Linked DNA regions of Homo sapiens: region 1 is linked to region 2. A link is a contact called in ENCODE Hi-C data. All regions are on one chromosome and are shown on one strand. Each heading gives the region's core, a stretch centred on a gene start or an enhancer-like site at or near the end of the contact. The rest is flanking DNA. Distances are from core to core; before and after follow the strand shown.

Evidence for each region. A loop is a pair of places that touch in the nucleus more often than their neighbours do. Pooled maps may share reads with other maps.
Region 1: a pooled map shows a loop between it and region 2 (7-fold over the local background). The contact joins two enhancer-like sites. A Hi-C loop is called at or near these places in 9 of 37 single-sample maps with no recorded cell type and 4 of 50 pooled maps.

What each region holds. Positions count from the first base shown.
Region 1 is chr1:175,598,817-175,601,516 of GRCh38, forward strand. The region is part of intron 1 of TNR (tenascin R); the gene reads right to left. Among named protein-coding and RNA genes, the nearest start is that of TNR, 140 kb to the right of the region's middle. RefSeq lists an enhancer at 1,844-1,913. Within about 2 kb of position 1,260, at least 4 of the 41 ENCODE cell types and tissues checked have a DNase peak (open chromatin) inside an H3K27ac peak, as active enhancers do.
Region 2 is chr1:175,141,092-175,143,791 of GRCh38, forward strand. The region is part of intron 17 of TNN (tenascin N); the gene reads left to right. Among named protein-coding and RNA genes, the nearest start is that of KIAA0040, 50 kb to the right of the region's middle. Within about 2 kb of position 1,445, at least 2 of the 41 ENCODE cell types and tissues checked have a DNase peak (open chromatin) inside an H3K27ac peak, as active enhancers do.

The sequences.
Region 1 (2,700 bases), core at 10-2,509, 460 kb after region 2:
CAGCCGCTCAGTGGCATGTAAATCACTCTGCCACTCTAGAATCTCAAGTTCCCCAAGTCTTCACATTTTCTGGAATGCTCTAATGAATCTGTAAGCTCCATGAGGGCAGAAATCCAACGTGTGCAGGAACCCCTCCCTCTTTGTTGAGCAGAGAGGAGATGCGTCCTTAAATCGAATGCACTCTTAGGTGGCTCCGGCTCTCCAGGAGCTAAAGGGCTTCCCCAAGGTCACACGTTCAGTGACGGAGAGGCAGGGTGGAGCTGCGGTCTCCAGACTCCATTCCAGCCTCTATGGGCCCCGGGTTGCGGGGGGTCACCAATTTGCAGAGCTGAGGGAGAAGAGAGGAGGGAGGAAGGAGAGCAGGAGGGAGGGGAAGCTGTCCCCAGCTGCCAGATGGGAAGTGTCAGCTTGGCCTTGGCCACCTCGGGTCACCGCTCCTCCCTTTCAGGCGCCCGGGTTTGCCCACCGCGAAGAGCAGTGGCGGAGACATCGCAGCAACGCTAACGGGGCAGACCGCATAGGGGCCCTGAGAGGCACACACGCGCCTTCTGCTCACACCTCAGGCAGTCGGAGGGGCCCGGCGGAGCTGTGTTCGTGTTGTCATGGCGACGGAAGCAGACCATTAGAGCATTACGAGGAAATGAGAAGACTTGGGGTCTTGCGATCGCCGCCGAGTGACGGAGTAATTCGCAGATGCCACCGAGCGGTGGGGCGGCGCGGTTAATGGGGTCTCTGCTGGGCTAGTGTCCCGCATCAGCGGTAATGGGGCCGGCCCACCCGGAGGCAGCCCGGAGCAGCGTCGCCCCAGCAGGCTTATGCGGACCTGGCTAACTCCAGAGGCCGGCGGCTCCTTGCGGTGGGGAGAGGAGGACAGAGGGGCCAGGTGGAGCGGGGTCTGCAAACAGCCCAGGCTTTTCGTGAGACCCATTGGCGGGTTCCCTGCCACCAATATGCAGTCTCACAACCGTTTTCTGTCCCACTTGAAACCAGAAAATACACTTCCCAGATAGCAAGGAGGGGTGATTCGGATTCAACTCTTGCTGCAACTCGGGATGGAGGCAACCCCTCGGCGTGGGGATGCTGAGGCAGGCAAGAGACTGGGGCCGGTTCTACAGGAGGGAGGAAAAGAGTGAGCCATATGATAGAGTAAAATCCCTTGCAGGACTTCCATTCGACTGCACGCCTACTTATCCTGGCATTCTGCATGTTTCCAGCATTTTAGGAAAGTGTCACAGTGGTTAATTAGCACAGACTCTGGAACTGGACTCGGGGATTGGAACCCCAGTTTTACCACTTGTATTAGCTGTGATCTTGAGCAGGTTACTTAACTCCCTTGTGTGTCAGAGAAGTTCTGCATTTGTACAATGGAGATAATAGTAATATACCTTAAAGAGGTGTTATGAGGTGTATATTTAGAATGATGCCTGGCATATAGTAAGAATTAACTATTTTTACTATTTAGCTATTACTCGTATTATCATAAGTATTATTAGTATCAGTCTGGATTTATGCAGTGAGATATCCTATAAAATAAGAGGGTTGGAAGAAGTGATCTTCCATTGCAGTATGTGGAACAGTTCTGCAAACATAGTTTTGTATGTTACTCTTGGCTACCAATATCTATTTGATTTAAAGGTGATTTGGCTTAGCAGAAAGCAAGGCTTCTGTTTATGTCTATACATGAGATGCACCACCAGACACTGACTGTATTGAATTGAATGGCCCCACAGCTATAATACCCACAGGGTTTGCACGTAAAGATAGGGCCACCATGTACAGTTGAGTTGGTTGTATATCCTGCACAAAGGTGCCCAGCTGAGGGGTGAGTAGGAGCAGAACCCCAGCCCCTGCTTTACTCCTGAAGCTATGCTCCCTGGCGTAGTGCTATGTCTGCCTGGAGGAAGGAGCTCATTTAAAAAATTTTCAACAACTTACCTTACGGGCTTTCAGTAGCCTTGTGATCTTTGGGAAGGTCACAGCAAAACGAAAACAATGAAAAACCCAAAAAGCAAAAAACAGAAAACAAAGCATGACATTTAGTCAGATGCAGATCCTGAATTTAAGACTTACGCTACAGAGGAACTCCTGAGTTTGTTTGTGGTCTTGAGTGAAAAAAAAATTTGCATTTCCTCTGACAGTTCCTCATTCTCTTTCCTCTAGCTTTTGCAGCATTTGTTTAGATAAACTTTGCTGAGGAGATCAAATCACTTTGCTTATAACAGAAATGATATTGTAGTTTCAACATATTTATACAGATTTATATGTGTGCCAAAATATGTTTACATATGTAGAAACATGAAGGTACAGAAATGCCTTTATCTTCTGTTTGTGTTTAGCTGACTTTGACAGTCCAGTAGCTATACCTCTCAGAGGAGTCTGGTAAAAACCGCCACATCCTGCACTTGCTCTGCAGCGGGTAGAGTTTGGGTAAGGTCACTTGGCCAGTTCTTACTCAGAGATGCGGCCCTGAGGCGCTGAAAAAGCCGAAACCCTCGCCTTTGAGGTTGGCCATGGCCACTATTACACAAAACTTAGTCTTTCAATTTGATATATGTTTGCATGTCTTTGGGGGACTTAGTGTGTGATCCACAGACTTCTAGTCATCATGGCAGAAGAGAAAGGTGAATGGGCCTAAACTTAAGAGGCCTGAGTTCCAGTTCTGGATTTGTAATATTAAAATCTGTACAATTTTGATAAACA
Region 2 (2,700 bases), core at 195-2,694:
ACTTTTGACTTCCACTCAAGTTATATCAGAAAGTCCATTTTCCCTTCATGAAGCAAATTCCAGCAAGGTAATGATGTGTAAATTTAGTTTCTGATTCTGAGTCTTCTAGTGGGGGCAGGGAGGCTATCTTATGAGCTCCACCATTAAGATGTTATTCATCTATTTAGAGATCATAATGCAAACATAAAGAGCTAGGCATTCAGAATGGTGCAGAATGAATTCTAGGGCTAACCAATGATTTACAGCTGATTTCGAGTCCCACCTGCATGGGCCACAGTGGGGACACAACCAGGGATGGATCCCAACCTGGGGGCATTTGGAAATGTGACTGGGGAGCTCTGGAAGCATTTAGTGGGTTGGGACCAGGGATGGATTTTTAAATGCTGGCACCTGAAAAAGAAAAAAAAAATTAATGGGTACCTGGATGAAAGGGAGAGCTAGAAATGGCACAAATCATTTGTAATCATCCATTCCTAATCCTGAAATAAAAGACATTCAAGGTTCTGACACACACTACTGTGTCTGTGTGTGACTGACAGGGGATGCGATGTTAATGGCTTCTCCTGATCTTTGAAGGTTCAGCTGCCTGGGCCATCTTTCCCAACCTGGTGAATCCTAGAGGGGGAGAGTGGGCCTCAGAGGGACATTTTGATGAGATGGATGGTGACCAACTTGATCCCCTCTGAGTTTGGGCACAGACCTTTCATGGGCCTGCCATGAACCCCTCCAGTCCTCATTCTCACTCTCTACACTCTGAACATTAGGATGGCTTCAGTTTCTAGAAGGTAGAAAATCCTTCTGCAGAAAAAGACCTCCCACATTTGGGTGAAAACCTGCTTTACCTTTCTTTATCCCAGTGCCCAGGTTTAGATCATCACAAACATGTCTTTAAGAGAGCCTCTGCACAGATTCTTAGAAAGCAGCCCTGGGAACCTTCTATGTAAATTAGCTAAGCTGTGCTCATTTAAAGAAGGTTACTAAGGGAGACACTGCACGTTATTTCAAGCTGTGGTTAACTTTCTGTACAAAGTCTAGAGGGAGGCGGAAATGTGTATGACTAGCATGACAATATACCTTTCTTGGATTGGAGAAAACTACTGGAGACAGACCTGTCTGCTGTGTTTGCGTGGAAGTGGCCTCCGTGGCCCCAGAATCCTCCTGCTTTTTCTGGGTGAGGCATAAACGAGCTGCTGGTGAGATTGCAGACTTGGAGGGGGCAAATTAGGACCTTCCCTTTTAACATATGCTACCAACTCTGCATATTCACCCCACCCACTCCAAAAACGTTTTTGAGAGCAAGGACCTTCTTATTTTTGTGTTCACAGAGCCAAGCATGTGCTGCTCCACAGCAGGTATTCAGTAAATGTTCCCTAAAAAACAAGTGAAGTTGTAGACCAGAGGTTCTCACACTGTAGCCTGCGTCAGATCATCGGAAGGGCTTGTCAAGGCATAGGTTGCCGGGGCCCAACCTGTAGTTTCCGGTTCTGTAGGTCTGGGCTGGGGCCAAATAATTTGCATTTCTTTTTTCTTTTCTTTTTTTTTTTGAGATGGAGACTCACTCTGTCACCCAGGCTGGAGTGCAGTGGCACGATCTTGGCTCACTGCAACCTCCACCTCCCGGATTCAAGCAATTCTTCTGCCTCAGCCTCCAGAGTAGCTGGGACTACAGGTGTGCACCACCATGCCAGGCCAATTTTTGTATTTTCAGTAGAGACGGCGTTTCACCATATTGGCCAGGCTGGTCTTGAACTCCTGACCTCATGATCTGCCTGCCTCGGCCTCTCAAAGTGCTGGGATTACAGGTGTGAGCCACCGTGCCTGGCCCATTTGCATTTCTAACAAGTTCTCAGGGGATGTGGATGCTGCTGGTCTGGGAACCCCACTTGAAGAGCCATTGATAGATAGCTCTCTCTTGCTAGCGTGCAAGAAGCCCCCCATTGAAACAAGGAAGGCATAGGTGGATTGGTGTCTCAGAAAGAACCCTGGACTTGGAATCTCAGGACAGAGATTTGAGTCCCAGCTCTGCTGTTTGTGGACGGTGGGACCTTAAGAAGTTCCTAGAGTCTAACCTTTTTGAATTTGTTTCCCCACGGGACTAAGAGCTGCCCTGCTCACTTCACAGGGTTGCTGTGAGAGTGAGATGAGAATGCACATGCGAAGAAGATCGCTAAACTTAGAGCTGAGATATAAATGTAAGAATCTTTATTGCAGGAACAGAGCTTGATGAAGCTTGTGATTGATATGGGCCCTTATTGCCTTTTATGAGCAGAAAAAGAAAGCTTGTAAAAGGATGAAAAATATGATAGGGAAACAGGAGATACATAAGCAAAATAATTAAAGCAGTTTTCCAGATGGGATGTAATGAAGGACTGAATTTTACATGTGTCTCCAGAAGGGCTCTGGAAGTTCAGGAGTGTTTGTGTGTAGGTGTGTGTGTGTGTGTGTGTTAGGAGGGTGCATGGGAAGACCAATAAAGAGAATCTTCTTTAGAAGTGGCCTTGAGCTAGGCTTTGAAGGGATGGTTGGGATTTGGACAGATGAGGGCAGAGAGAAATCTCCTGGAAGGTGGGCTGGTCCACAGTGGAGGGTGTGTGGTGGAGATGGTGGGATGCAAGACTGTGCATAGGGCACAACCAACCTACAGGCCTGCAAGGCATGGAAGAGGAATTCACCTCCACGTGGTATGAAGTAGACTGTTAG